Linked DNA regions of Mus musculus: region 2 is linked to region 1. The links are chromatin loops, found by intact Hi-C in ENCODE. Cell type or tissue: heart. All regions are shown on one strand. Links, peaks and the distances in the headings refer to the core of each region. The heading gives the core; the rest is flanking DNA.

Region 1 (15,898 bases), core at 6,632-9,131:
ATCCCCTGCATCTGTCCCTCCTCTTCCTCCTGTCTTCCCATGCTATATTTCAAGCCTCCACCCAGAACCTTCATCACAAAAGGCTTTTGCTGGCTTTCTCATCCCTCCCATGCGACCATTCTGTCAGTTCCATCCTAGGGGGCTTCACCTTGATGTAAAAGAGTGGGCTGTAGAATCAGCTAGATATAAATTCCTTTTTAAAATGAGCAGTCACGATTAAAATCTTTGAATTTTGCACAGATTACTACAGTGATGTGCACTTAGTGTCTAATGGTTGCTGCTGACTGAGTAGACTTCCCAGAGCAAGCCCTATGGAGGCTGCCCAGAGAGAAGCAACCTCCAGCCCACTGCTTTGAGTCTAAAGTCCAGACAGTAACTCAAGCAGCCTTGCTGGAGTGAGTTTTGCACTCAGTGCAGCGGGCTTGATAGCTCTTGCTATATGCACAACAACGGGAAAGGTACAGGCTGCTCTTTGCATTTCCTGCTTTGCAATTGAGTGCGGACAGACAGATGATTTATTGGGCATTTCCTAGCCTCCCCCCCTCACCATAGGAAACGAGCCTTTTTAAAAAGTGCAAATTTTAAAAAGATGTGTGAATGTTTTGAGGGGACTGGAGAGGAATTCTTCTGTACCATTAAAGTAAAAGAAAGAAGAAAAGACTCTGACAGCAGGGCCTCTGATCCAGGGGTACTGACCATAAATTAGCAGCCGCCTTTGAGAGCTCAAAGCTGCTCAGGGCGTGCTGAGAGGTTGTTGGGCGGGGTTGGTGAAGTCGTGACGTTTGGGGCCTCCCTCTCGGCTCCAGGAGGGCAAACTTGGGCTGAGATGGTGGTGGCAGACTTTAGCAAAGGAGCAGAAAATGTAGCGACCTTCAAAACCTCTTGGTTTGGGTTAGTAACTGATATCTGCACCCCATTTGCTGCCTCTGGGAGAGGGAGAAAGCTAAAGAGGGCACCGAGCAGCTGGCAAGCCCAATTCTGCAATGGTGCTTTGCTCTGTTGCACTCTGCGATGAGTTGTATTCAATTCCTAGATCTGCCCCAATGAAGATCCGGTGAACAATGGCTTGAAACTTATTGCATTGTGAATCTAAAAGTTAGAAATTGGAAATCAAGTTCAGAACAGTTATACTTCTCCTGGTAGCCCAGGAAAAGAGTCTTCCCAGGTTCTAGTGGCTCACACCATCCTCAGCCATTCTTGCCTTGAGGCAGTCTCTGCCTACGCCAGGCTCTGCCACCCATGTCATGTGTCGTCCTCCCTGTCATCACATGACCTTCCCTTCCTGGGAGTCTGTCTCTGTGTCTTTTCTCTTCTAGGGGCAGCAACAGTACTGGAATCAGAACTGATCAACTCCTGTATGTCCTCATCCTTCCTTACATCGTCTGTCTCCGCAAAGCCTCTATTTTAAAACTAAGGCCATATAGGAACTGGAGACTGGATAGCTTAGAGTCCTAGGGTAGAGCCAAACAGGACTAGCTTAAAATTCAACCAATCAATCGATAACTGAAGTTATTCCTAATGATATGTTGCTTTATTTATGGACTCGTGCCTTGTCCAACCATCATCAGAGATGGGAGGGGATGAGAGCAGATACAGAGAGTCACCACCACATACTATTTGGAGAGAGAGTCTAAATTGGAGGTCTCCATCAGGTCCCTCCCCTCAGAGCTTGGGGAATCCCACAGAAGGTGGGGGCAAAAAGATTGTAGGGGCCAGAGGGGATGGAGGACACCAGGAGAACATGGCCCACCCAATCAAGGGTGCATAGGGCTCACAGAGACTGAAGCATCAAGCAAGGGGTTTGCAAGGGTCTGCACCAGGCCTTCTCCATATATGCTGTGGCTATCAGCTTGGTGCTTTTGTGAGACTCCAAACTGTGGTGTGGGTGTGTCTTTAACTCTTTTGCCTGCTCTAGAGACTCTTTTCTTCCTGTTGAATTAATTGCCTTGTCCAGGCTCATCTTACTGTGTTTTGTTTTGTAGAATTTGGATGTTTGGTTGTTGTCTCTTGGAGGCCTGTTCTTTTCTGAAAGAGGTCAGAAGGGGAGTGGATCGTAGGGAGAGAGGAGGGGAGGAGAGCTGGGAGGAGTGGAGAAAGGGGAAATGTGGTTAAGATGTACTGTATGAGAGAAGGATCATAAAACAGACAGACAGACAAACCAACTAAGGCCATAGCGACAGGTAAAAGGAGTTATTGATTCTGAGTATCCTTTAGGGTGATACAATTTAGCTCACCACAAGAACCAAATGGTTATTAGATTACTGCCAGTTATTCTGTTCATGTTCTTGGTTGTATGTAATACATTTACCTATGATTTATATAGTGTTTTTATATATGCAAACACAAATATCTATCTATACTATTGATAGTGTTTTATACAAATATCTATATATATGCACACAAAAATCTATATATAACTATAATATTTATTTAAATACCTATTTAAATGTGATTTGTATTTATAAAGTATCATGGCATATATATATACACATATATATTATACTAATGACAGTATATGTTAGATATACAACACACACATGAAATGCATTATGTGAACATTTGACATATAGTCTGAAGTATATAATACTATATAAATAGGCATATGATAATATAAGTACACATTACAAAAGCAATTCTGAATAATAACAAATTTTCTTACTCAAAAGACAGACAACAGAACTTTCTCTGTGGATTTCACATTGAAGAGACAGTGAGAAAGATCTGTCTTTGCTGCAGACTAAAGAGCTGGACCTCCGAAGAGGTCTCCAGCAAAGAATGGCAGAGTCGCTGACCAGGCAACAACTCTGTTGGTGGAGTGTGTGTGTGTGTGTTCCTTGGGAGTCTTTTTTTAAGGATCTCTTTCACTGGCCTGGAATTTGAGAGGTAAGCTAGGCTGGACAGCCAGCAAGCCCCAGGAATCCATCTGTTTTTTTTCTCCCCAGTGCTGGGATTGCAAGCACATGCACCACACCCAGCTCCCCCCACCCACCCCCTCATTATTTTTATTCTATTTTATGTGTATGGGTATGTGCCTGGCATGGGTGTGCCTGGTGCCATTGGAAGCCAGAAAAGGACATTGGATCCCACATGACTGGAGTTATAGAACAGGAGCCACTGTGGAGAGGGGGGTGGGGGGAGAAACCAACTCTCCAGGTCCCATCTATTTTATTTTATTTTATTTTATTTTATTTTATTTTATTTTATTTTATTTTTTAAGGCATGGTTTCTGCAGTCCAAACTCAGGACCTCATGTTTGCAAGACAAGCCCTACCAACTGGGCACTTGCTCCCCACCCCAGTTTTGCTCTGTATTGGGTAGAGGAGGGTGATTTGTATTGGTTTGGTTTGAGTTAGGTTGTTTGTTTGTTTTGAAACAAAAGACACATTTTATGGTTCAGACAGGCCTGGAACTCACTGAATAGACCAAGTTTATCTTTAACTGATGGCAATTCTCCTGCCTCAGCTTCCCAAGTGGTTATATGTATGAACCACCAAGCTCAGCTTCCTGCTTTCTTTAGGGTGAGAAGTCAAGGCCCCAGAATCCGGAGCATCTTGCCCAAGCCCAGAGGCCATCATGCTTCTACTCACACCGCAAGGCTCTGTGCACTGCAGCTCTGTTCCCCTCAGCTCTCCCTGAGCCATCTTTCCAGTTAGTAGGCAGATTTACCTCCAAGTCACTCCACTGACCATCCCTAGATGCTCTAGGTTTTCACAAAAAGAGCAGTTAGTTTCCCTTCAGATGAGCCGGGCTTGCTGCAGGCCAAGGTTGAAGTACTTTGTGCCCTGTTCCTTTGGAGTTATTGGGGAAGTAAGGGGGAAATCTTTCCTTTTTCAATTCAAGATTTTTGTTTGCTTCATTTTCTCAACTCCAACTGACCGACTTAAAGCTTAATTTCATTTTCTGCACGTAGTAGACTGCTTGGGATGTCTTCCACTGATGAGTCTGAGGACTCTGAAGTGAACTTTGGAAATATATTCCAACATACATATAAATATGCATGTATGCATACATATACTCACACACATGAACATGCACACACATGCATGCCTGTACACACTCACCCACATGCACATGAATATACATATACACATGCTCAATTACACACACACATGAACACACAAACACACACAGTCATAAACATACTTATGCACACATGCTCCAATACACACAGGCATTCTCTCTCTCTCTCTCTCTCTCTCTCTCTCTCTGTCTCCTGCTTCCACAATTCACTTGTCTGGGTCTCCATCGCTCTCTCCATTTTGTGAGGCCTCTTGACTTCCTCTCTAGTTGACTCTGCCTGATTTTTTCTCCATCCTGCTTGCTGGGATCGCCTAGAGAAAACAAAAGGGATACTACTTCCCAGCAGGAAACAGAGCAGCTTCCTGGCTGCTTGAAATAGACCCCGAAGGCCTCTGCTTGGAACCTTTTTTGTAGAATAGTCTTGCCAGAGCCTTTGACCACCTCGGAGTTCCATACGGCTGGCAGAAATACTGCCCAGCTTCCTACACCCGTCTCCGCTACTCTTCACATCCCTTTGTCCCAGCATCCCTGCTGTAGAGCACCAGTGTTGGTGCCCTAAATCTCAGTGGAATCTTTACAGTGCTCACTCCTACAGGCTCTAAGGCACCAGAGTGTAGCTGGTGTTCAAATGATCAAGTCCGGCTTGTCATCAGCATATCAAAATCACTTGAGGAGATGCCCCAAAAATGCAGACAACCAGTCCCACTGCAGAAGGCCTTAGGGAAGCCTCCAGCAGAGAGAGAGGATCTGTATTCATAAGGCAGCTGAAAGGATTCTGGTGTGGGTTGTCTATAGGGGATACAACAGGAATTAGGCAGGCCATGCTTACACGTGTCTCAACTCTGCAAAGCCTGCCAACGGCACTTAGAGGAAATACGTAAGAGGAAGCAAAAGCTAGAAGTGTTCAGGTACAGGCTGGGCTACAAATATAAGCCAGCCAGACCAGGGATGGGGAGTGAGCAGGAGGGAGGTCTCATGACGGAGACTCTCAGTGTGGCTATTTGTCAAACCACAGCACAGGGTTCCAGGTGGGCACACTACCTGATGCCTAAATACTCTGTCGGTGCTTGGAGAGCCTTCTTGTGGGTATGAGACAGCCATAGAGAGCAACCCAGCCAGCAACGAATGTCTTCGTTCTGAGGCAGGAACTCCGGCTTTCTCTTAGAGGCAGCACATGCTGAATTCAAACACCGCACTTGGTATATCGCAGTATTAGGTTCAGGTCCCAACTTTATGGGTCTCTCTGAGTAAGTGGGAGTAAGCTATATATTTACCCCGTGCCTCAGATTCCTCACCCGGTAAAGGAGGACAACAATACCTACAACAGAGGGTTCTTATGAAGATTGCAAAATCAGAAGTACATGCAAAGCATTTCCCCTGGCCTAGGGAGCAAGGCCCCATTAGCTGTGGTCTTCATTATCATGGAAGCTCCTCCCATCCTCCCCCCACAGACACTCTCTGAAGCTGGCTTTGTACAATTTAAGCACATGAAGAATCGACTTTTAAACTATAAATATCTTCATCCCCAGTTCCCAGAAAGCTTTTGGTTCTCTGTCTCTCTCTATTTCTGTCTGCCTGTTTTCTCGGTCTATCTCTTTCTGTCTGTCTGACTGTCTATCTCTGTGTCTTTCTATGTCTCTCACTCTCTCTGATGTCTCTCTCTGTGTCTCTGCTTCCCCCTGTCTCTCTGTCTCCTTTTTTTCCACAAGCCCTTGCAGTCTGCAATTTAGGATAGGCATGGCTTCCAAAGTCACCATCCTGATCATCCTGAGCATCAAAGTGACCCCTCCTGTGGACATTTGCCTCACTCCAGGGATATATAAAGAGGTGCTCAGCAGATGAGGACCAGACCTTTGCAACCGAAAATTCAACTTTAAAGTTCCAAAGATCTGTCCCAGGAAGGCTGGAGGGCTGTGTGATCTACAAGGTGAGACAGGGAATTTCAAGGTTGGAATCAAAGGCTCCTGAGCAGATGGAAAAAAAAAAGAAACATAGGTATGCAGCCACCCAGACAACAGCCAGTTAACCCTTCCTTTCCCAAGCCCACTGTTGGACTTTATGAGAGTCTCAGTCTCTGAATAGGTATGCCTCAGTTTCTCCTGCAAGCATGCTGTGACACATGGCAAACTTAACTTCTTTTACATGCTATATAATATCAAGAGCAATAAGATAGTATTATTTTATTGGTTCTATATTCTGTTTAATTTTTTGCGGGGGGAACACAAGACCTTGCTATGTACCCCAGGTCGGATTGAAAGTCATAATTCTCCTGCCTCAGTCACCCAAGTGTTGCAATTATAGGCGTGAGTCATCCATCATTTCTAATTCTGATTTTCTTCTCTGACTATCAGTGGTGAAGAGCTGAGTAAGTAAGAGTTGCTGTTACTCAGCTGGTGAAGTAGCTGGGTGGATTAGGGGTTTGCACAAAGCCTGACCACCCCAACTTTGACTCACTGGGACCCAGTGGTGGAAGGAGTGAACTGACTTCTGCAAGCTGTCTCCTGACCACCGCCTATATGTGTGCCCACACGTGCACAGATGAAGAAATAAAAATGTAATCAAAATCAAAAAGAGTCATTGCTGCTCTATAATGAAAAGATCTTCACTCATTAAAGGAACCCACAACGGATCATCTCATGCCTTCTTTAATAGTGCAACTTTGAAAGACATCCAGTTAGTGGCCCAGTGGTTATTTATTTATTTATTTATTTATTTATTTTCTACCTCTTCTGGAGTAGGTGACAGACACCACAGGGGAATGTTCAAGTGAAAAGCCCAGCATCCCTGGAAGACAAGAACAGAAGCCTTTGGACATCTGCACGGGACTCCATCACCAACACATCCAAACACTTTCTCGATCTGGAGGAAGAGCCTATCCCATGTTCCACAGAAGGCCCTGGCTCCTGCCAGTTCCTCCCTGGTTCACTGCTGGGAACCACAAGAGTGGCCTCTCTCATCCCTGCTGCCTCACTGGCCAGTGGAAGGGCAGAGTTGGCAGAAGAGCCTTTGTGAGCCTTGTTGACTCTGCTGGGTTCAGAGAGGCCTTCACAGTTGACTCAGCTAAGGAGAGTTGTTTACTTCCTGCAGCCTTGAGGTCTGCCAAGCACAGGGCCCAGCTGGGCAGTTCAGTGCCCGGGTCTCTCACTCCCACACCAGTACCTGTAGAGATCAGTGAACAGCCCCTGCTAGGCCGGCCAGACTGAGTCTGCACAAGCTGCCTTGGCCCTCAGCACAGACTCCTTCCTCCCTGCTAGTTCAGCTAGCCAGGCCTGCCTTAGTGACACTCCTGGGCTGGGTTTCTTTCTTTCTTCCTGAAGTCCAGAGCCCAGTTATTTACCCAAAGAAAACAGGGAAGTGACAAGGTAACAGAGTACACATGTTGTGAAAATATGCAGGCTGAGGCTGAAGAAAAGAAAACATTCTTCCATAAGGAACTGCCTTGTTAATTCATATTCTTCCCCCTCCAGATTAGAACCAGCCATTGCTTGTGCTCCTTCAAGTACTTTCTGTGGTTCCATGACAGCTGCCTACATGGGGCAAGATTTGGCTTGAAAAATGGGCCATCGGTCATGCTTTGGGTGGGGTGGAGGTTGTGGGGGGGGGTCAGACACTAAAATTCCCAGATAACTCAAATTCACTGCTCGCTCACTCTCTCGGCGGGATACAGGGGGGAGAGAGGTGGCATGGAGAATGGATTGTACAAACGTCAAGACATAACCTGATTTTCCACAAGAAGCCACAGCTCAGTAATGAACAGTCTTTGGAATGAGCTTTTCAACTCCTCTTGAAGTTGGTTTCCGATCCCTGGCAAACCCGGTCTCTGCAGCCTTGAGTAACGGCCACAGGCTGATTCTCGGCAATTAAAAATAATATTGGCCCTGATAGAGAACTCTTGGGCACCCCCCTCCCTTACACACCCTTTTCATTACGTGCCAAAGATTACTTTCCCAAACCTGTTTCAGAACAGCTGGCCGAGTTGGAGGAGCAGGCTCAGCCCTCGTGGCCTGGAGAGAGGCTGCAGTTATTAATAGCATTTGCTCTGCCTGGTGTTTGGGGCAGGAAGAGGGTGACCTGTGTCTGTTTGGAAAGTTGGGTCCTAATCAGTTTGGGGCCTGTTCTCTCTTCCCTGCATTCTTTAAACCTCAAGCTCTATGGATAGTGGCTGAGAGAGCCCACAGAGAGGCTGGGTAGGGCCAAATAGCCTCCCTATAAACCTTCAGGCTTCTCATTTCTTCCTTCGTGGTTGTTCTCTGCCTCTCAGTGGGTATTGGCCAGAGGACTGGCCAGGATCCTTTCAAGGGAGGTCTCTCACAGAGGCCTGGGCTGCCCCTGTTAGCACTTTCTGGTAACAGAGCCTGCTGAGCCTGGTGTTGCAGCTCAGGCCTGCAAGGCCGAGTGGGATCTGCTCCCTTTCCTAAAGGCTTGAGGGTGGTGTGGGTTGGGGAAGTATTTTCAGCCCTTACTGCCACAGAGTCTGTCAGCTTCCCACGGTCAGCACCCAGCAGCCTTAACCTCAGAATGGGTGGAAATCCCACTGTCTCCCCACACGGCCGACCACAACCACCACAAAGCACCTTCTCAAGATACCAGGATAGGGCTGGATTTCAGGCCTGGAATGCTCTTGATTGTCAGGTTGGGTTGCAGCTGAAGTGGAAAACCTTGAGAACAAGGCAGATTATGGGTCTGAGAACAAGGTCTCTCTCCTAGGTGGACATTTCTCAAGGAGAACACGATGGTGGGCAAGAAGCCATATCCAATCAGAAACCATGCACTCCTGGAGGAGGGTACCTCAGAATGAAAGTTTGAAACCTGGGCCACCCACCTTTGCTAGTATGCTTACATGGCCCCCGGTTCCAACAGGGGAGCACAGCCTCTCCCACACTGGGCCAGACTCCAGTCTCTGGCCATAGGTGAAAGACTATTTCCGGTGATTGTTTTGAGATATTTTATATCCAGTGTGTGAAAACATAATAGTGACCGGAAAAATACACACACGCACGCACACACCCTACAAAGGTGGTCCCATCCTTCACTAGAAAGGTCAGAGGACCCTTTTCTCATTTAAGTCCTTGATGTAGATCCAAGGGAAGCAGTTTCTTTGAAGTCAGCAAAGACCACAGCTGGCCCAGCTGCGAGGGTGTGGCTGGGGAGTCAGACAGGATGCGCTGCCTTATCAGGGGCCACTCTAGTTCCCGCCTATAAGGACCATGTTTCCTCCAGCAAAAGGTGACTTCAGAGCCATTTGTTCGGGAGTCCAAGGAAGACTCATTATAACCCAGGGAGCAGAGTGGCCTTATTCTGTCAAAGGCAAGCATTTCTGCTGGGGAGCTCCTACACAGTCCTTGAGTGTAAAACTCCAGGCATGCCATAACCTTGAACTAGCCCTTGACTTTCTCATATGTTGAATTTGGCCATCTTTGAAATCCCTGTAATATAACAAATGACGGTAAGCAGAAAGCCCTGGGTATGGTGGTGAAGACTCAGAGGGCAATGCCAAACAACTTTAAAAATCAGTCACGGGACTCCTGTGACTGACTGCTGGGCAAGGGTGGGACTCAGATCTCCCCCCTTCAGTCTTTAACCACCGAGTAGTAGGATCTGAGAGCCCGTGGTTGCCTGGGTCATAAAATTCAGCTTCCAGGGGCTGGATTCTTCTAGGACAGAGTGCTCACTACTCTCGAAACACATCTGAACTGCTGTTGGAAAATCTGTACCTTTGGCAATTTCTTTCTCACACTAAAGTAGGATCTGCCACTCAGGCTGATCTGACTCAGCCCTGAAGCTATTGTCAAGAGCAGCGGTGTGGCAATGTTCCAATGCCAGGGAGCACAGGCACAGCAAGAGAGCAGCCGCTCCCTCCTGCTGTTTACATCTCTAGCATGCTCATGGGTGTCCTGAGTCCCTGTTGGCTGGACTGATTCATACTTTTACCCTATGTGTTTTCATGATGGCTTGACATGCCAAGGTCAATGTTATCTTTTAGAATATTACCAAAACCCAGGTGCGGTGTGCATGCTTTTAATCTCAGCATTCAGGAGGCAGAGACAGGAGGATCTCTGTGAGTTAGAGGCCAGCCTGGTCTACTGAACAAATACCAGGGCAGCAAGGGCTTCATAGTGACACCCTGTCTTAAGACAATTTATATATATATATATAAAATAAAAATTGCTGGGCTAGAGAGATGGCTCAGTGGTTAAGAGCACTTACTGTTCTTCCAGAGGTCCTGAGTTCAATTCCCAGCAACCACATGGTGGCTCACAACCATCTGTAATGGGATCCAATGCCATCTTCTGGTGTGTCTGAAGACAGCGACAATTATTCAAATATATAAAAATAAATAAATCTTTTTAAAATTGCTAAAAAAGACACGAGCTATAGAGACTGGGAGATGACTCAGTCCATAAGAAGTCTTTGAAAACCTGAATTTGAATCTCCAATACCAGGATTAAAATCTGGGTGTGGCCACATGCCTCTGACCCCTGTACCTCAGCAAACAGAGACAGAGGCATCATCCTGGCTGCTAGCCTAGCTGTAGGCATAGACACAGGTGTGTGAACACACAAACACACGGGTGCACATACCACTCACACACCAACACATATAAACACATGACAGAAATAAAAATGAAGAAATAAGCCAACTTGGGTAACGATAATGACAGTAATGACAATATGCTTTATCCCCTGTGTCCTCAGTGCAGTGGAGAACGGACCTGGGCCTCTTCCCTCTGGGGATGTTGATCATTCTTATCCACCTCTAGTACCATCTTGGGTACAAGCTGATGCTACCAATAGATAGTTTCTTTTTCAATATACATTTCTGATTAATATCCCCACTCAGCTCATCCTTTCTCCATATATTAATATGCTATTGTTTTTAGAGACTTTTCAGACTCGTAGTAAAATTGAGCATCAAATAGAGAGTTCCCAGGCTCCACTGTATCAACCTCGCCCACCAATGTGATGTGTTTTTTTCAATCCCTGAGCCTACATTGGCCCAGCCTTGTTGCTTGACACCCTCAGTTTACATGGACTTGAAGTTGTACAATCTATGAATTTGGAGAGCACATAGAATGTAAATTCACCTTTATGGTATCACACAGAGTAGCTTCGCTGCCCTAAAAAGTCTCTGTGCTCTGCATACTGTTTTTCATTTTCATTTGCATTGTTGGGCACAGTCATCATGGATAGCGTAAGCTCTACTTTTCTCAGCACGCTTCTCCTAATGGCTGTAGTCCATACATCTCTCCCTGTCTGTGGTTCCTGCCACATCAACGAGCAGGACATCTTTGAGACTTGCCATTGTTGTTTCTTTTGTGTTGGCTTTGATGCTTAGTTTCCACCCTTGTGCTTGGCCGGTGGTAGGCATTCCATAAGCAAGGCTGCTGTGTTCTTTCCTTCACGAGTCTCATTCGCATGATGTGATTTGCAATATGGTAGGCTTGGTCCTAGGTCTTTTGTACATTAAACTGGAAAACAACAACAACAACAACAACAGCAACAACAACAAACAAAAGCAATCCCGGTGATGGTGACCATTGCTGTTCTTCTGGCAATTGTTCAACAGTTGAGCACGAATGACATCATGATGAACAAAGTGGTTGACCCTGTACTCTCTTGAGACACACACAAAAAATAAGTAGTCAGGGTTAATCAGGGTGCTAAGGGGATGACTTAGTGGATAAAGTGCCTGCCACACAAACATGAGGATTTCAATTCATAGCCTCAGCCACCCACAGACAAGCCAACACGGCAGGCCAGGACAGAGCTAGAGATAGGTGGAACCCTAGAACACTCTACCCAGCCCCTAGTCCAGCCGGATCAGTGAGGTCTGAGGTTTGAAAGAGCCTGGTTCCAAAAACAAAACAAAATAAAATAATAAGCAAACAAACAAACCAAAACACCACACACACACACACACACACACACACACACAAACACACACACACACATACATACACACAAACACACACACACACACAAATCAGAGGATTATAGAGACAAATTGATATTGGGGTCCGCTTTTTCCATGTACTTACACACATACTGCACATACGATATACACACAAAAGAGTAAAAATTTAAAATTAAGTGAACAGATCATCGTAACACAGTGAGAAGTACTAAGACACAGGTATGTATGACAGATGCCACAGCTGATTCGGCTGGAGGAGATGGATGAGTGGGTGGAGAATATTCCAGAAGGTTTGGTGTTGGCAAAATGAAAGTATGAAGCAGATTTGTGAGTTTTGGAGTTGTGAGTGCTGCAGTTTGTTTTTTCGTGATAAAATAGGAGACTCAACAAAACTTGCCTGCTAGCCTCCGGTAAGCCTATGCCAGATCGCTGACACAATGAAATCGGGTGTGTACCTTCAAATACTGTTTCTAGAAGTAAAAAGAAAAGAATCCAGCACTATCTTCTTAACAGTCTCTTCCTCTTCAGAGAGCTGGACCAAGTGTAGTTCTCATATAGAAATTCTCCCTGTTGCTCTCTGCACAGCAGAGTGACCATTCCAGGAGTCGAGCTGGGTCTCTCTAGAGCCCTCTTTGGAGCTGGCACAGGCTCTCTTTGAAGCTTCAAGGGAGCTTACCTCATAACAGTAACAATTCTCATTCTTATTCTCCCCAATTTCTTTCTCTGTCTCCCTTTCCTCTTATTTTTCATCTTCTTCTGATAGTCTGGATACTAGAAGTATGGTTAATTGTGTGTGTGTGTGTGTGTGTGTGTGTGTGTGTGTGTGTGTGTGTGTGTGTGTTGTGTCTCGGGTGGGGGTAATGTGACCAAAATAGCTATTTCATCCCCCAATATGACTTCCTTTCTGTAGCCCAGCTGCCGGGTGTTGGTTGCCATGTTGGAGCTCGGATTCAGCTGGGTCTTTGCAACATACGGCCTCATCCCAGAGTGTACAAACAGTGTTTGTGTCTGATTGGCTAAGAGGGTGGAGGTCCAGTGTTGTGGTTCTGGGCACCTTTCATTTCCCGTCTCTGTTTCCCCTCTGCGTCATCAGCTGGAGTGTGTTTGAGACTTTGGGAGCTTGCCTTTGTTCACCTGGGAAAGTCCCTGCAGGGAGAGCTAAGGTCCCACAGAGGAAGGGGCTGGAGCCCTGACCTCTGTCACCCGAATTGTTTGGGCCACGAAGCCCCCATAGGGGTTAGGAGGGTGATCAATTGGCAACCTGAGGAGTAAAGGCCCCCCTCTCCCTTCTCCTCTCTGCTCATTGTGCTCTGAAGGGCAGCGAGGTCAGCAGCAGCAAACTGAAGGGCCAACTAGCTGTGCCTTGAAAGGGGCTCGTTTTGTGTTTCGGTAATGAGCGCTCTTTCTCCCCTTGGATGCACTCAGATTTCACAAGTTACAGGGAACCTGTCAACTGCTGTTTTCATTGTATGGGGCTCACAGGGAACTTGGATATAGGGCAAGCTTGTTTCAAAAAAAAAGCAGGGGAAGAAAAGTCCTGAATAGCAGCAATGTGCTGTCATATGCAGATCACAGCTCTAGTTGCCATGGGACACCTCTGCCAGCCGAGAGGGCAAGGTGCCGAACGTCCCTTATTGACGTGATTGCTTCCTTGGAGATGGGGCTGCCACCACTGAAAGGGCTTGTTTGCCACAGCCTCCACGGAGCCTGGCCTGCCAGCATCCTGAATCCTAGCAGCCTCTGCCTCCCACTGGCTGTTTCCTAGGAAGCCCCTCACCCAGTCAGAGGAAACGGGCCAAGCTCACCCTGGAATAGGGAGGAGGCAGGTAGAAAGGATCCTTGCATGTGGGGCTCTAGGCCTGTCGCTCACAGGTCTGCTGGGGACGGGTGGCTGGGAACCAGGGTTCTGGTGTTAAAGTCAAGTCTTTGTTTGTCTTGCCCTCTGAGAACACTTGGCAATAGCGTTCCTTTCCTGACAGGTTCATTTTGTAACCCATAGACATTGTTTTCTTACCCTTGTTTACCTAAAGTGGCCCAGAGCAATGGGACAGGCTGTGGCAATGAGAGAGGAGAGCCCACCCTAGTGGCTTTTAAGTCATCACACCCAGGTCCCCTATAGTTCTTTGTCCTGACTCTGTTTTCCACAGGTGGAAGCATCAAGTTTCCAGAGTGTCCAGCCTGGAGCAGAGCGTGGACACCTGGGACATAGGGAGGAGCTAGGGTTAGCAGAAGGCCCACAATGAAGACTCCAAAAGATCCTTTGACATATGGCAGGTGGGTCTCTCACTGCTGTGGGAAAGTATTCTTGTCACCTTGTATAAGACGGGCTAATGGCACCAAGCACTGGAAGGTTCTAGAAGTCATGAGTAACATAAAAAAGTAACAAGGTGGGGGACTATGGAAAATATGTCTCCAATAAGTGCATACTGCATTTAAAGAAATAGAGTATGGTCGGGTTGTCGTCAGAGAGTCTAAGTCTGGAGGCTGTGGGTGAGCTAGGATGTGGAGTCAGAGCTCTCAGCAGCCTGTGGTAACCCCATACCCTCATCAGAACCAGTCCCTGATTCTACTTCCTCCTTCACTGGAGGTTAGTAAGATAAATACTTAAGTCCACAATCTTTGCCTCAAGGAAGCTTCAAATCTAGTAGGAGAATGACATTCGCATATATGAAGCTGTAATTGAAGACTGTGGTCAATACCCTAAAAGGAGAGGCCCTGCAGGCCTGTGGAGTCCTTGGCTCAAAGTCTAGAGAGTCGCACATGCAATCACACTAGTTCATGTCTGCACTGGTTTCCCGATCCATTCTTGGTATTGCCCTTGGACAGCCAGCCCATCAACGAGCAGGCTTTGAAAGCCCAAGTCTCTCCATAGAGATAGGGATCCATCGACCTTTCCAAGAAGCGTCTGGGAAATTGTCAGAGGCCAGGGACAGGGACTATCAAGGAACAATGAATCTTCTAGTTGGCAGGGACACAGGAGGTGACCATGAGAGCTGAAGTTGGGCCATGGGGATGAGAACAATGAGTACCGTGGCACTGGGCCCTCCACACAGAACACAGATCTAGCTTGGGGTGTTCATTTTCTGTCACTTTTGAAACAAACTACCAAAAACTTAGTGGGTTTTGACGATGCCAATTACTTCTCTTACAGTTTGGAGCTCAGGAGTCCAAATTGGATCTCACTTAACTAAGAATCAGGATGCCAGGGTCTTATTTCCTTTTGGAGGTTCCAAAGAAGATTGCTTTCTTGCCTTTTCCAGCTTCTTGGAGTTTCTCACATTCTTTGACTCAGAGCCCCCTTTCTCTGTCTTCAGAGCCACCAGCGCTGTAGCCCTCTGATCATTTGTTCTTCAAGCACATCTCCCTCTGGCTGCAATTTCTTTTCTCTCTCCCTTTTCCATTTAAAAAACCCCTTTGGGGCTGGAGAGGTGGCTCAGCAGTTAAGAGCACTGGCTGCTCTTCAGAGGTCCTGAGTTCAATTCCCAGCAACCACGTGGTGGCTCACACCCATCTGTAATGGGATCTGATGCCCTCTTCTGGTGCCTGAAGACAGCAACAGTATACTCATATAAATGAAATAAATGAATCTTTAAAAAACAACAACCTTTTTGATTATATTAGGACCAATGTGGGGCACTATGCCTATTTCAGGATCAATTAATAAGAACCTTTAAATCTACCTGTAAGGGAACATACTCACAGCTTCTATGCAGAATAGATATCTTCAAGGGACTATTAGTCTCCTCTGTATATTTGGTTAGAAGACTGGTCAACTCTTGGTCCTTGGGTTAGCTGTTGTTTGGATGTGCTTTGAGACTCCACTTCACAGCTCCTCACCCAGAAGCCAGCTAATCAGGCATAACAAAAGGAGCAAAGTAAGAGTGAACATCCCCAGACATGAAGAATGGACCTCTGAGACAGACGCAGGAATGGATATGGTTTCATTGTCTATCAGAATTAGCAT
Region 2 (15,898 bases), core at 5,042-7,541, 210 kb after region 1:
ACACACTCACACTCTATTACACACACACACACACACACACACACACACATTCACACCACACAGTTAATTTTCCCTCTTAAGAAATGAAAAGCCTGGGTTCATCTCAAGCTCCAGGGCTGCCTCTTTTCTTCCTGTATCAATCAGCCCGTCCTGGAGAAGAAATGAGTCCCCATATTTCTACCTCACATGCCTGACAAGCAGTAAGCTTGGTAAACCAAGTAACTCTTGAAATGTCCAGAGAATACTGGTAATTCATGCGGTATTGAACACTGTCTGCAGCAGATCTATGGAGGACAGTGGTATAAAGGTGAAGATGGCTCAACCCTTAAAACTCGCTAACTGTAAGAAGCCAAGGGCTCAAATATCTCTGCCCTCCCCAGGACTCAATTCTCCCAGACCCTACTCCTTTAAAAGAATCACTTTCCAGCAGGGTCCTGGTGACACATGCCTTTAACCCCAGCACTCAGTAGGCAGAGGCAAGTGGATCTCTTAAGTTTGAGGCCAGCCTGGTCTACAGAGAAAGTTCCAGGACAGCCAGGGCTGCAGAGAAACTGAAAAATCCAAAATTCCAAAGAGAGAGGGGGAAAAAAATCACTTTCCAGGGGCTCCCTGATCCTGGCTGTCTGTCTCAGGATCCTCCTGCCTCAGCCTCCTCCAGCAACTCTTGCGCCACAACTGGCCTACCACCTCCCTTGATGGGAACTACTGACTTCCTATACAGTCTATGTTAACCTCCATCTTCCCTTTCCAGCCCTGCAGTCAAATCCAGGTGCAGACTGCCCTTTCCCATCCTGGTGGCTCCTCTGCAGGCAGGCAGTGCTTCCTCATACCGGTTCAGGGGTGTACTGAGGCTAGGACCTTGACTAGGTTAATGCCTATGAGACCAATACCTATGAGCCCTTGACACAGTCAATGTAAGCCAGCAAGTGCAGCATGGGCTATGTACTTTATCAGTAGCACCCTGACCATCCCCCAAAGGAAGTTCATAGTGGGAAGACTGGATGATCCTGTCACAGCTCCCTACAGTAGCCAAGGTCACACAGGTCAGCAAGGATACCCTGGACCTGCTCTCTGCAGGCTCCTTTGCTAAAAAAAAAAAAAAAAATAAATAAAATAAATAAAAATAAAAAATACCTCCGCCCCACCCAAGCTGAGTGACCTTAAGGCATCAACATCCAGAGTTATGGGTTTAGCTTTAAAGATGAAAGACCAGCCACCTCGTTGCCCCAAGGAGTGTCAGACCAAGGAAAAACCTATAGACAAATCATTTCTTGAAAAACGGGGTTTATTGATTTTTAAACTGCAAATAGTCGTTACAAAAAGTTTTTTTTTTCTTTTAAATAAATTCACACAAAGAAAGAGAAATAGAAAGCGACGGTAGTGACCAGCAAGAGGAATAATAATTACATTCATCTTTATGTGTGTGCGCCAGTTGTTTATGTCAACATTGGAAAACTCCAACCTGGAATCCAGAACCACAAATCTGCGAGCGGAATGTCTTGAGATGGGCACATGGAATTCAAAGGGTTTTTCTCTTTTTTTGTTTTCCCTTTTAGAAGCTATACATAAAATGGTGGTTTTCCTTCTGTACTGTCACAGAACTTATACATACATTCTCAGTCCTACCTGTGAAAGGCCTAAGGAGAAAGAAACTCAATTTGCAGTCCAACACAAAGGGGAGAATTTCTAAAATAAATAATCCAACAGTTTTTTGCATTTTTTTAAATTAATTTTTCATTTTTTTAAAATAAAATAACCAAAAAAAGTGTAAAGTTACAAAAATGTTGTTGAAGAATAATATATTAAAACTGTGGAAAAAAGGAAAGACACGTCACAAAATTTTAAGATTAATATGAAGATCATAATTTAACATAAAAGAATATATTCTATGGATTTGTCATCCCGATAAATATGAACAAAATTAACAAAAAAAGCATAGTTTGGCAATAAATACGTTTTGATAAGTTAAATAAGCTTTTTTATATTGATGTGCAGTGATAAGCAACATTTTTGCTCTCCAATTTCTGAAAGTTAGATGAAGTTTAAACCCAGGGAAAAAAGCATTGTGTGGGGGCTCTAAGGTAGACCTAAGGTATTCTAGAGCAAAATCCATTAAAGCTACTTCTACAGGAAATCGTTTTACACAGATATTGTATGTGGAATGCAGACCATTAACTGCTCACCCCTTACATGTTTTTTTTTGTTGTTTTTAGCTTTTCTCTCATTTGTTGTCATTTTTAAGATGTCACATATGAATTGGGGAACTTTAGCACCAAAATCAAGTCTCTCATAGTCCATCTAGTTTCCCCTTCCTCCCCACTTAAAAAAAAAAGAAAAGAAAGAAAGAAATTAAATCACGAAGTCCCACTTATGTCAAAACCTTCGTCCAACTTGTTCAACCTTTGTCCCTGGAGACCTACACAAACCCAGGCAAGATTAGTCAACAGGGGTTCGGGCTGGGAAGTAAAAGGTTTTGAAAGTCAAAATAGACCCCTCCCCCCAAAAAAACCCCAAGTCCAGCAACAACTCTCTGAGGGAGGTGAGTAACTATAAGGAAGAGGAAGAGTGTGCGGGAGACCGAAAGAAAGGTGCACTTGTGTGGCCAGCTGGGGGAGCTGCTGGTTGCGGGTCACCCCACCCCCACCCCCAACCCCACGGGCAGAGGCTCTGGGAGGCCCACGGGTGCCCCCTGGCGTTGAAGAGGTAATGTAGTCACAGTGACAAAGTTAGATTACAAGGCACTAAGTTGCTTCTGTAAACGGTTACTGCTTTTTTTCTTTTGTGATTTGGCACTTAAGGCTTAAGCCGGGGGGGGTGGGGGGGGGTAAAAAAAGGCATCTACTGACAAAAGATGGAACTCTGTTATGCGTGGTTAAGTGGGCTATGAAATGGAGGGAGAGGGTTTCAAGCCAGAAGCTACCAACAAATTGACTTGTCCTTATGTGGGGGGAGGGTAACATACCAAGGTTGTTCTGGGAAAGGGGCTGAGCTTAAATGTATCAATGTGGGGTTTGAGGGAAAGTTAGGGGGTGGGGAGGTGAAGGGAAGAGATGGGGTGGAGAGGTGAAGGAGGCATGGGGGGGGGTCCCTCCCTACCCTGGCTTAGTCATCTGAGATGGAGAGTCTGCTGAAAATGGGCAGGCGTCTTGAGTTGTCCAAGGTAGGGGAGTCTGAGCCACTGTGGCTGGAGCTGGAGCTGCTCAGATAGCCCTCGTGGTCCGAGAGAGAATCCTGAGGGCTGGGGGGAGAGTCAAACATGTGAGGGGATTCGGACATGGGCCGGAAGAGGAAAGTGGTGGGGGAGCCTCCCCCAGGCAGCCCCATGCTAGGAGCAAAGAGGCTCGCCAGCTCCTGGCTGGAAAAGGCGAAGGGGTTATTGGTGCCATCGGGCAGAGTAGGTGAGCCCAAGAGGTCATCGGCGCTCAGGATAGGGGGTGGGGTGATGGATGTGGGGCTGTCCAGCAGCCCCGTGGCAGCGGCGGTGGCAGCGGCACTGGGAAACCCAGCAAAGCTAAAGCTATGCTGGAGGCGGGGACGGTCAGCGGAGAGGTCTCGGCCCCCCGCCAGGGCGCGTCGCTCCTCGGCGTTATGAATGAAGTGGCAGCGGGGCCCGTACGGGCAAAAGCCGATGGTGTGGAAGGTGCGGCACAGCTCCGTCTTGTACTTGGGGTGGCGGGTCAGGCTGCGGAGCTCGTGGATGCCATGCGCGAACTGGCACTTGTCCCCGTACTTACAGGCACCGTTTTCTTCGAAGGGACGGCACAGCTCCGTCTTGTAGCGGCTGGAGTTGACCTGGCCGCTCCCAGGCTGCTTCTGGGTGGGCAGCAGCCGCTCGCCCCCTTCGGAGAAAGAGCGGTCTCGAAAGCGGCTGTCGCGTGAGCTCAGGGACGGGGCCGGCTCACCCTTAAGGCTGCTGAGAAGCTGGTTCTGATGGAACTTGGAGCTGGGCAGAGTGACCGAGTGCCTGCGAGGGAAGCCCCCGCCAGCAGGGGTGCCCACTGCCTTCCTGTCCAGCAGGCAGCCCCCAGCGCTGGGAGTGCTGTAGTTGAGCATCTTGTTACCCTGGGAGGGGAGGGAAAGAAAGGGACGGATGAGTGACTGAGGACATCCACGAGGCCAGGGCATGGTGTCCACAAAGGACAGCACCTCTCCATCTGATAGGCCAGTCTCTCTAAAAGGAGCCACCTGGATTTATTTTGGCACTGCTCATAAGAAACCGCAAAATCCTGCCGTGTGTGGAAGAAAAAGTTATGTATTCATCCCGCCCCGTGCTGACCCGATATGTAGCTTCCTCCTGTCCCTAAAGCTAATTTTCCCCCCTCTAAAATCCGGGCCCCGTTTATACATTCCTCAACTCAGAGAGCCTTTCACACAAGACAGTCCCTTTTCATTTCCCTCCCCCTAAAAGAATCAGGTAAACCTAGTTTAGAAGTTTGGAAGGATGAGCCAAATCCTCTCTCAATCAGTCCCTGCTTACCCGCCCCCCCCCCCCCGCCACCCCCACCCCCACAAAATCTGGCCCCACACTCTCCACCATTTCCTCTTCCACAAGTGTGCCCTTCCTTTGGCAACAGGTTTTCAAACTGTGCTTTTTCCTTGCTTGTGGAAGGGCCTAGTCTGGGATGTGGGTAGAGGGATATAGTGTCTGAAAACACAAGGTTCGGGAAGGGTAGGTATCCCACACCCTGGGAGGGATTTTCTCCCAGCATTCTCCACCCCCTTCACTAGGAAGATGCCTTTGCACTTGGTTTCCTGGCTGCGAGAGAGCTCTGGATAAGAGCACCAGTGTTTAATCTTGAACCAAAGCTGCAGACGAGAAGGAAAGCACCAGCACGCTCACACTCCCCGACTCAGTCAATTGGGGGCGGGGGTGTGTGAGTGAGCAAGGACAGAGGCTGCCACAAGCCCTAGTCACCTGCCCAAACTACCTAAGATTTAGAAAAGAGTGGGGGTGGGAGACTTGAAAGTTATCTCCAGGCCCCTGACACATGTGGGTGTGTGTCATTGTGCAAATTCTAAAGTTAGTCCCTTAGGATCCGCAGCAGGGGATCGGGAATCGGTAACCCTGTAACCGCAACCACCCCACCGAGCGGATTACAGGAACCCAGAGGAGAGCCGCTTCCAACAATGAGGTTCATTTAAAAAGTCCTGCGGGGGGAGGGGGCAAAAGAAAGAGAAATAGATCAAAGAGCGGGGCAGCGGGGCCCAGGATGGAGTTGGCTAGCTCAGGCTGCCGCCAGGGCAAACAGACTTGGAAAAACGCAGGGAGGGAAAGAAGCCGAAAATGCAAAGTTTTTGATGTTGCTCTTCAACTCCAGCACGGCCCTGCACCCCAACCCTGCAGCCCCGGGGCCTTGGCAGCTGCACCGACAGGAGCAGCGAGCTAGGAAGAGAGCAACATGACCCGACGTGTTTAAGGGAAGGCAAAAACAGTTCAGCAATTAAAAGTAGCCTAGCAGCTTCATCCTTTCAAATTGGGGGGTTGGGGGAAGTAGAGCGGGCAAAAAATTAACAACATTCACGGAGTTATTTCAATCGCACTCCTGGAACATTACGGTTTTAAAAGTTTTTTTCTGTTTTGTTTTTCAAAAACCTGACTGGCAAACTGCCCCATTTTGGCCCTCTTAAATCCTAACTGGCGGGAACTTGAGGTCTGGCAGCATTTTGTTCCCCTATTCCTTAGTCAACGAACCGTAGTGCCTCACAACCCAGGTAAGCAAACAGTTTCAGCCCCAAGTTTGCAGCACGATCGACCAGCTCCCGCAGCGGGAACCTAGCCCAGCTGGGGCGGACAAACTCCACTACAAAGTCGCTTTGCCTACATCTTTTTGAACCTTAAGTCGGCCTCTTTCTTCGTCGCATTATCTCTTAGCTCCCCAAAACAGACAGGAAAATTCTCCCAGTCAGATACCGCCCTGAGACCTCGCTTTTCCTAGAGACCCCTAGCAAAAGGTGTTGGGTAACCTCGAACATCTCCAGCGGGTACAGGAAACCCAAGGCGCACACTGCGAAGCCGAGCCCACCCGCTTAGCCCAGCTCCGGAGGTGCACCATGCAGAAAAGAATCCTTCAAAATTCGTCCCAAACCTAACCACTCTTCCGCACCTCCTTGCCCCGCAAACTGGAGCAGTCGCCCAGAACTTTGCTCCCCGGATTCACAGAACCCCACCTGGGACCTGAAACTTAAGTGCGAGGAGGACATAAACAAATTCCTTCACCATGGAGGGAAACGCAAGCAGTGAAACTCCTTCACGTCCCCGAGACCCAAACTTTTTAGAGTTTCTTGGAGCACAAGAGAAACTTTCAAAAAGCCAACGCTCCGCCCTGCTTTACCTTGCATAAAACTTCGCTCAAGTCAAAAATGGTGGCGGACACGAGGGTGGTGGTCATCGTGGGCGTTCGCACGGGGCAAGGACTAGGATCTGGTGTGTCGTGAAGGTCCCGGTGCGGGGAAGGCGCAGCCTCCGGCTCTCCGGTCAGGAGTCCCACACGCCTGCTCCCGGCGCCCCTCGCCTTTCTGACTCTCCCGGGCTGCGGCGCGCAAAGCCCAATTTATAAGATTTGGTGGGTTGGGGGGGGTGGAAGGAGGAGCTTTAAACGTATTTAAATGAAGAAGAGGAGGCGGAAAAAAAGTTGATTGACACTGAGGTTGAATCAGCCATGCGGTCAAGAGGGAGGGAGGGGTAAAGGGGGAGGAAAGAAACTTTCAAAAGGAAGAAGGGGGAGGGAGACGAGGAAAGAAGGCGGAAAAAAAAAAAAAAAAAAAGCACTCGGAGCGGCGCAAAACTTTTTTTTCTTAAAGAGGAAAAGTTTCGAGTCCGCGGGCTCCGGGGGCGCCCCTCCCCTGGGCCGAGCCCGGCAGAGGGGGAGGGGCGCCCACCCTTTGTCAACCTCGCTGCTCGGCTCTGTGACATCACTCATTCCACCCCCTTCGGAGTTCGAGTTGTTGTGTTTGTTGGTTTTTTTTTTTAAGAGTTGGAAGGCGGGCTCGACTCTCCTCTCTCTCTCTCTCTCTCTCTCTCTCTCTCTCTCTCTCTCTCTCTCTCCCCCCCCTCCTCCCTCCCTCTCCCCCCTGTCTTTTTTTTTTTTTTTTTTCTTCCTAGCAGGCGCTGGAGCTGGTCTTGAGCGGGCCAGGGCTGCGGTTTCCATCTTGAGCTAGTGTCCCTTGAAACTTCTCCAAGTGCCCGCACGACTTACCTTCCCCTGACTTCCCTGTCCACACCCGGCTGCCCATCGCAAAATGAGCTGGGCGAGGAGTTTAGGAATGCGGAGCACCCCAAATGTTCGAGTCAAGAGTTTTATGTTTGTTGTTTCCCATCAGTGAGCAAAAGAAGTAGGGATGACCAGAGAAAACTTTTTCTCCAGGAGAGCCTAGGCTGGAGGGGGCGAGAGCAGTAAGATTTTGCGCGCAGCGCGGGGTCCACGCGTGCTGGGCCGGCAGCCTGCGTTTTCCCGGTATGGTGGGGGCACCACTGCCTGGGCAGAATTCTTTCAGACCTAGATGGGGCGCTTTGTTCACATAACCGATCTTTAAACTTGCTACAGCAGAAAAGTCCAGACTTTCAAGGGCACCCCCTGAAAATAAAAGAGCAACAAGTCACTTTCCACGCGCGCTTTGAATTCGGGCTGCCTCCTCCACACATCCCCGAATGTTAAAAACAAGGGGGGAAAAAGTTACTTTGGTAAGAAGGAAGGTAGAGGTGGGGGAAGCGACACTTCTTGCTGCTCTCCCGCCCCCACGCGAACGGAACATATGGCTTGTCACTATGCCCGGTTTGGGGGTACCAAGCAATAAGACCCACGGAACTCAGTGGCCTTCAATGAATTACACCGCCCTTTAAAACCACGAACTATGTGTTTATTTACTATTAGGTCTGGCTGCCTCCCACCCGCACCGGCTCGCGTGCTGCAGTGGAGACCCGGGCGGAAATCGCGGGCCGCACCGCCCAGGCCTCGCACGTTTCTTCCCAGCATTCGAGGCCGCCGGGTCTGTTATGAAACCCGGTGCTCCGAGTGGCTACCAGCGAGTTCCATTGCGATGTAATTAGGTCACCCCATTACGAGTACGTTTCTCTGGAAAGGACGGAGCGGGCGGAGCAGAGCGTTCGAGGCGCACCACCCCTTACACACACGCACACTTTAAGAAAAAAAAAAAAAACAAAACTTTTATTTATCGCCAGCCTCTGGGCAAACCCAGGGAAACCTTCCAAATCACAACTGTTTTAGAAACAATTTTTTTTCTTTCAACTTTGCGAAACACGACTTTTACTGCAGCCCACGAACCTAACGTTAATTCCCCGCGGGGTCTCTGCTTGACTCCTCTCCAGTGACTTGAGTTGATGCCCCCCCCCCCCATTTTTTAACACGGCTGCTGCCCCGGGTTTTGCTGCTGCTGCTGTGCCTTCCCTCCCCCGCTCTCATTTTTCATCTTTTCTTGAAATCTGGCAAGCGCCAGGAAGGGAAATAACTTCCATCCACCTTAATTTAAATCATTCGGGTGTGTAGGTTTCTTTTTAAAGGGATGTTTGCTCCTTCCCCTCCCCAGCTCCAGGGGGGGGTTGGTGTGTGTGCCGCGGATTTCGTGCAGTTTCTCGATGATGAGGTAATGAGTTCCAGATTTCAGGACAGAGCAGGGTGCGTTAAAACCCACAAGGTTAGACGGAGTCCTGATGTGAAGTTATTTCGGCTTTTCAGTCCGCATCACCCTCCGGGCTGCTCTAAACTCCCGAGTGTTTGCGAAGCTCAGCTGCAGGGGGGAACCCTGGCCGGGGAGGGGCGACCTCGCTGGGTGGTGCTGTCCCTGAGGCGACCGAGCGGTCTTGGACACCCCGAGCTGCTTAAATAATTTTGTTGTTTTTTTTTTTTTTCTCAAAAGGGGGGGTGTGATTCCTCGAATTTCCTACGCCTTCCCAGATCCCCCGGGCCGCCCCTCCCCCGCTCCCCGAGGCGCGGGCTCCGCGGGCGGCGCGCTCCCGGCTTGTTTACCCGCCCGCCCAGGTTTGTCCCTGATCCCACAGCCGTCTCTATAATTAAACTCTTTTTTTTTCGTTCTAATTGTCGGGTTGCGACGTCATTTAGGGGACTTTCCGGGGAGGGGGGGCAGCGCTCCTTAACCCTTCGCTAACCCTGCGTCCGGGACAGGCGGCCGCCAGCGCGCGGGCCTGTGATCCGCAGGTGGCCGCAGGTACCCGGCCCAGCCGCGAAGCTCACGGGACTCAAGCCTAGGCCTCCCGAGCGTCCGGAGCTTGCACAGGCCGCCGTCTCCACCTGCGTAGCCGCTTCCGGCCAGGGGGTGGGGGGGAAGCGCCGCTCTGCCGCCGACTTCCGGTTCGCGCGTCCTCCGCTACGCAGGTATTCGGGGTGGGGGGCGGGGCCGCGAGGTTGGGCGACTCGGGAAAGTGAAAGTCCTCGGGAGGCCCGGAGACGCGGAGACGACGGTGTGCGTCCGCCAAAGCCGAGCCGAAGCAGTCGACCTTGTTGAGGGGGAAGCTTGCGGCGCGGGGTCGCCCGCATCCCCCCTCCCCCCAGACGGCGGAACCGGTCAATGGCGCCAGGCGACGCCTCAGAGCGCCTAGAGGGGTTGCGTTTCCTCCTAGGCTCCTGGTCATTTGCGAAATCTCCCAAAGGCTTCGGATTGAAATCTGACCCTTCCCGGTCCTTTGCTACCTGAGCCCTGAGGGTGGCCTCGATTTCCCTGGGTTAAAGGTAAAAAGAGAATTGGCTGATTGAAGCCCTGAAGCTACCTGGGTTACCTGTCAGGATTGTTGACGCCAGGCACAGTGATTCAGACCCTCTAAGGATGAACCCAGGGCACTGGCGTTGAGCAGTTCGGGATTCGAGTATTGGTTCTGTCTTCTAGCTGTGATTTGTTTTTATTTATTATTGACACAAGGTCTTGCTAAGTTGCCTAGGCTGGCCTCAAACTTGTGTATTCAAGTGAGCCAGGGAAGTGGGTTAGGATGTGGCACGGGAACCTGTTGTGTAACTTTTCGGAATATTCTGATGATTGCCACGAGTGTTTCTACAAACAGTAGATGCAGGGGTCACCGAATAGAGGTAGGAACCTGTCTCCCGTGTGTCCAAGACCTAAGCCCCTCAGAGTATCATTCAGCTGTCATGGTCCCCCAGAACCAGTGCAGTGCCGCCTAGGACAGGGCAGTCTAGATTTTATGGTAAATGAAACATGGCCTGGGGTCTGAGTCCTTTAGAAGTGAAGATACAAGGCCATCTCCTAGGCTACTGCAAGTCCAATCCTGCTTCTAGCGGAGAGAAAATATCTTGCTGGGACCTTAAGTTGGGTATTTAAACCTCCATTCTTAGGTTAATTGTTTCCGATCCCAGAAGAGAAGTTGGAAACTCTTCCCTGGGTTGTACCCACTTGCCTGGGCGGGAGGAGAACAAACCCCTCTGCTCACTGCACGGCCTTCGACTTTTCACTATTACATCCACGCCCCCAGGACATTCTTTTGTGCTCTTATTTAAAGGAAATTAAGTCATCTTCCTCCTACCCTGGGCCTTTGCACATGCAAATTCTGTCTGAAGTCGCTGCCCCAAGGTTTGGGTTTTGTTTTGTTTTGTTAAGACAGGGTCTCTACTTCGTGTAGAAGCTCTGGTTGTTTTGGAACTTACTGTATAAACCAGCTTGCCTCAAACTCACAGAAACACTCCTGCCTCTGCCTCCCAAGTGCTGAGATTAAAAGTTTGCACCACCACACCTGGCTACTTTTTTTTTTTCATTTTTGACACAGTTTTATGTAACCCAGACTGGCCTCAAACTAAAGTGATAACTAAGGATGGCCTTTTAACTTCACCAGGTGCCAGGACTATGCCCAAGAAAGTTTGTAATTATTTTGAACCTAGCTCAAACATCACTTCCTATGGGAAACATTCTTGGCTACACACCTACCTCACCAACAGTGTCTCCTCTGGAGCATGTGTTCATGGAATGTTTGTTTCCTTGAGTAGTTTCAGTTTGATAGTTCATGGTCCTTCTTAGAGCTGTTTTGCTTTTTGGTACAATAAAAGTGATCTTTGATATATGTATTTATGAGCATTAAGAACAGATGCACTGAAGAATCAGCACAGTTCCATCACCCACAGCAGTTTCACCAACCCTCAAAAGACTACCTGGGTGTGTCCCTTTGTGGTCACACGTTGCTCCATCCTTAATCCCTGGTAGCCACTGATATGTTCTCAATCGCAATAATAGTGTCTTTTCTAGAATGCCATATAAATAAAGCCAAACAACATATAAATACTTCACAGCATAATGCCTTTAAAATTTATCCATGTTGCATATATTGATAGCTCATTCCCTGCTACTGACAAATAGCTTCCTGGTACATAAGTATATAATAGTTTGCCTACCATGAACCTATGGGACATTTGGACTGGAAATAGAGCTGCAATAGATGTTCATACACACATTTGTGTGTGAGCATAGCTCTTACAGCCCTAGGGTAAATAGAGATTTCTAGGGCCATATGGTCATTGTACATTAAATTAAAATTTAAACTACTAAGCCTTTTATTTTGTTTTTGAAACAGAGCCTCCACATAACCCTAGCTATCCTGGAACTGACAGATACCCACCTGCCTTAGCATCCCAGGTGTAGAGATTAAAGGCATGCACCGCCACACACAGCTCTACCAAGCCATTGTACAAAGTAGATTTCGCAGTTTTGCATCTCTAGCATGTGTATTCATGAGTCTCCAGTTGCTTTACAGCGTCAGTACGTAAGTTATCATTTTTACTTTAATCATTCTACTAGGTGTGCTGTGCTGTCCCATCACATCTGGATTGGATTGGGTGGAGAAAAGGTCTCACTATAACCCACACTGGTCTAGAACTGACTAAAGCAACTCCAGCTGGCCTTAGACTCAAGGCATGTCTCCTGCCTCAGCTTCCCAAGTGTTAGGATTCCAGCTTTGAGCCTCTATGCCCACCTTTCTCATTACAACATAACTCACATTTCTCCTATAACAACGCCCCGTCTCTTTAGACATGTGCAGTCTCTATTCAAGTCTTTAGCACATTTTTAACTGGGTTATTATTAACTTTCTATCAAGACTTGAGGGTTTGTTTTTTTAAAAAACAAACAAACAAACCAAAAAAACAAACATATTCTAGATACAGTTCCTTAGACATGTGATTTGCAAAGATTTCTCAAGCCGGCCCCCTTACTTTTTCAACTCTTTAACAACATGTCTTCCACTGGGGGTGGGGAGGAATGGTTTTTAACTTGAGTGAAGTCTGATGTTTCAGTTTTATCTCTGTGAATCATGCCTTTGGTGTCACAGCTGAGTACTCTCTAACCCAAGTCATTAAGGTCTTGTTTCTGCCAGGCCTGGGTGACACAGATCTGTAGTCCAGCTAATGTGGAGGCTAAGCAAGGAGGATCAAAAGCTCAAGGACTGCCTGGGCAACTTAGCAAGACCCTGTCTTAGATGATGAAAACTAAAGGGCTGGGAACAGACCACAGTGGTAGAAGGCACTCCTGGTTCAGCTGTGAGCCGTTCAAGGCTCAGTTCTGGGAAGTCTGCTTTCTTCCAAACGATGGATACTTTTAAATTATGTAATTAACAAATATTTATAATTGTTCTGTTGTTGCTGTTTTGAATGTCTGATAAATATATAATATCCTAGTCTCCTGTAATCTTAGATGTATGTGAAAGTTCAAAGGTACAACCTGCAGGACTGTCAGACTTCGAGCCATCCATCTTGACAGTCCACGTATAATCTTTTAAAGTCTGTTTGTGTCTTTATTAGAGTTGCTATTGCTGTGAAGGGACACCTTGACCATGGCAACTCTTTTACAGGAAAACATTTAATTGGGGCTGGCTTACAGTTTCAGAGGTTTAGTTCATTCTATTCAGGCAGGAAACATGGCAGTGTGCAGGCAGGGGCTAGAGGAGCTAAGAGGTCTACATCGAGATCACAGGGAGCCATGAGAGAACTGGCCTGAGCTGCTGAGACCTCGAGGCCCGCCCCCACAGTGACACACTTCCTCCAACAAGACCATACCGTCTAAAGGTGCCACTCCTGTGGACTATGGGCTATCCCTACCCAAACCACCACAGTCAGCTTTCTTTATTATTTATTCTTTTCCCATTGTTTGTCTTTGGGGCTAGAGATTGAACCCAGAGCCTCACATGTCTTTAGCCACTGAGGAAATCTTTTCCTGTCATTCACCTTCAATCTGTTTGTGTCTTTAGATCTAAAATGAGTCCCTTAAAAGTGACATGTCGTTGAGTTAGTTTTCTGACCTGTCTTCTGACTGGAGTGTCTACTCCCTTGCATTAAACATCAGTAGTAAAGGGCACTGTATTCTGCTTCCTTAATGTTTTCTCTTCCCTTCCATCTTTGCTTCTTGTGCTGGGATGCATACATGCTAGGCCACTGTACACTGAGCTACATCCCCAGCCCTCAGTGTATTCTCTAGATGCCGAGGAACTATCTGTTAATCCACTTGTGTGTAAGAGATGCCTTGGAAGATCCCAGTGTTGGGTAGGCAAGATTCTGCCACACGCTTTCCAGCACCCTCTTCTAGCCCATGGATGCACTTCACACACTTGGTGCAGACATATATGCAGCCAAAACAACCACACACACAAAATCAGACCCCCTCCAAAAAAAAGGAGACTTAGGTTGAAGTTCCTTGTTATGTTTTGTTTTGTTTTGTTTTGCCTGAGATTGTCCAATCCTAGCACTGTTGAAAGACTCCAATTCCTCCTAGTAATTGTCTTCATCTCTCTCCCCAAGTCAGACCATTCACTTGTATCATCAGTTCCAACCACTGGCAATTATAGTAGCTGAATTGGAAGTCTTAAAATCAAAGGCTATTTTTCCTCCCAACGTTTTCGTACTTTTTGAATGATTTTATCTATTCTCATTCTTTTGCCTTCTTATATAGATTTCAGAAGATTATAGATTTATAGATTTATCGCTGCAAAATAGCCCTCCTGAGGAATCAGGGATGGAGTGTCTGTCTGTATTCCGACTTAGTTACTGTGACTCTGTTGCTGTGATTTTAAAAAAACAAAACAAAACCAAAAAGCAACTTACAGAGGGGGAAAAGTGTTTATTTTGGCTTATGGTTACAGAAGGAGAGTCCATGACGTGGGGAGGCATGGTAGCAGGCAGCTGGAGCGTGAAACTGGCTGGTCACCCTTCCTCCCACATGAAGCTGGGACAGCAAATTGAAAGGGGTGAGGCTACAGACTCTCAAAGCTCACCCCCAGTGCATACTTTCTCTAGCAAAGCACTACAGCCTAAGAGCCCCACAACCTCCCAAACAGCACCACTAACCTGAGAGCAGGTGCTCATATATGTGAGTCCGTGGGGGAACATTTCCCATTCAAACCACAGCATTTTCAGTACACAGGGTCCTGGGGCTAACCCGCAGAATAGCACCCATTTAAAAATATTATCATTTCTAAGATTCTGCTAGCCATAAATATTGGCATAGTATGGCAAATGTATTTATTTATTGGTGGGAGACAGAGTAAGAGGCTGCTGGGCATTGAACCCAGCAAGCCAAACGTGTGCTACTGCTGAGCTACACCTCACACACACTTGTTTTGTTTAATCAGTGCTTTTATGATTGGCTGGTTGGAGTTTTCTTGAGATAGTGTGTTTCTTTCTCTGTAGGCCAGCCTGGTCTGGAACTCAATGTTCCTCTAACACTTTCTGAGTTCTAGGATTGTAAGCCTGTACCCTATGACAATGGCTTCTGGTATATAGATGCTTTTGTTGTTGTTGTTGTTGTTTTTAAGCTTTGTACCTAATATTTCCCATTTTTTGAACTCTTGTAATTAAATACTTGTTTCCAACCATTTATTACTAGCTTTTAGAAATATAGTTGATTTTTTTTGTCTTGTCTCCTATGTATGAGCTGGTAGATTTCTTGGAAGATTTTGTTTTTACTATAGATAACCACGTTGTCTGCAAACAGAGACAGCTTCCTTTCCAGTGCATTTTTGCTGAGCAGGTGTGAGGAGGCCCTCACCTTGTTCCTTCCTAGGAAGGAAATTTCCATCTTCCTACATTAAATCTGATGTTCCTTGCTGGTTGTCTTTGGTCACTTCAGATTTTAACCAGCTCTCAACTCAGTCCTTAGTGCCTGGCATAGTGCCCAGCACATAGTAGGCCCTCAGTAAGTACTCACTAGGAAAAGATGAAGATCCAGTTATTGCCTGCTTTGTCGACTTACCCAGCTTACTTTCCTACCTGACAGACAAGAGGGGACTTGGCTGAAAATATTCAGACAACACAGAAACTAATCTGGCAAAAAATACCCAGAGATCCACCAAGACACTGGCCCCACACCATCCACTATTTTAAGCTGCAGAGCATTTATAGACCAGCTTTCTAGCAAGCTTTTACAGTGTCAAGGCACTTATCTGTGAGGAATAGGTGAGTGCGGTAAAATAATTATTTTAAGTCAAAAGCATTCCATTCCCAACAGAATTCAAACAAAAAGATCTCAGCTTTGAAAATGAAGAGCTTTCTGGGTGAAAAATCCCACTGCTCTGAAACCCTGGGCCCTCAGCTGGGTGGGGTAGTTTCACTAAATTTATTTCAGCCACTTATAGAAACAGAAAGGGGAAAGCGGATGGCTGTGTGCACAGCAGCCCTGGCTCTGTTGTATTAATATCTGCCAGGTCCAACTTTTATTTGAGTTTTGTTTTACTTTGCAGGGGCTGAAGAGGCAGACAGAAAACTCTTGCAGCTTCTGAGCTGTAGTTTCCCACCCTTCTCTCTAAACCTTCCTCACGGTTAGGCCAGTGCCAGCCCGCAGCCCCTCGCTCCACCTCATGATGCCTGGGGTTAAACTGTGTACCCTGAGTCCCAGCAATGTGGTCACACCTGGCACCTTGGCATCAGCTTTTCTCCCGTTC

The links. Peaks named below come from ENCODE experiments on the same cell type or tissue, not always from the same donor. Only the 100,000 strongest peaks of a DNase experiment are listed, where the experiment ranks them.
Region 2: a loop joins it to region 1, with 4 times the contacts of the local background. A loop is called at or near these places in 6 of 42 quality-filtered maps.

The regions. Positions count from the first base shown.
Region 1 is chr12:79,897,992-79,913,889 of GRCm38, forward strand. Gm46361 (a long non-coding RNA gene) reads left to right here. Exons shown (of 2, transcript XR_001780641.1): 2 at 5,834-6,591. Gm51985 (a long non-coding RNA gene) reads left to right here and starts at 12,509. Exons shown (of 2, transcript XR_003950201.1): 1 at 12,509-14,208. In heart, for the core only: a CTCF peak has its summit at 8,004; DNase peaks (open chromatin) are centred at 7,200 and 7,930; H3K27ac peaks cover 2,379 bases.
Region 2 is chr12:80,106,487-80,122,384 of GRCm38, forward strand. It overlaps Zfp36l1 (zinc finger protein 36, C3H type-like 1), which reads right to left and starts at 6,527. Exons shown (of 2, transcript NM_007564.5): 1 at 6,333-6,527; 2 at 1,274-4,062. The coding sequence starts at 6,389. The coding sequence ends at 3,103. It overlaps Gm52006, which reads right to left and starts at 10,933. Exons shown (of 3, transcript XM_030247048.1): 1 at 10,911-10,933; 2 at 9,125-9,693; 3 at 7,094-8,136. The coding sequence starts at 10,933. The coding sequence ends at 8,057. It overlaps 2310015A10Rik (RIKEN cDNA 2310015A10 gene), which reads right to left. Exons shown (of 3, transcript NR_033514.1): 3 at 14,060-15,898. In heart, for the core only: no CTCF peak of the experiment used is centred there; DNase peaks (open chromatin) are centred at 5,385, 5,815, 6,535 and 7,265; H3K4me3 peaks cover 2,500 bases; H3K27ac peaks cover 2,500 bases.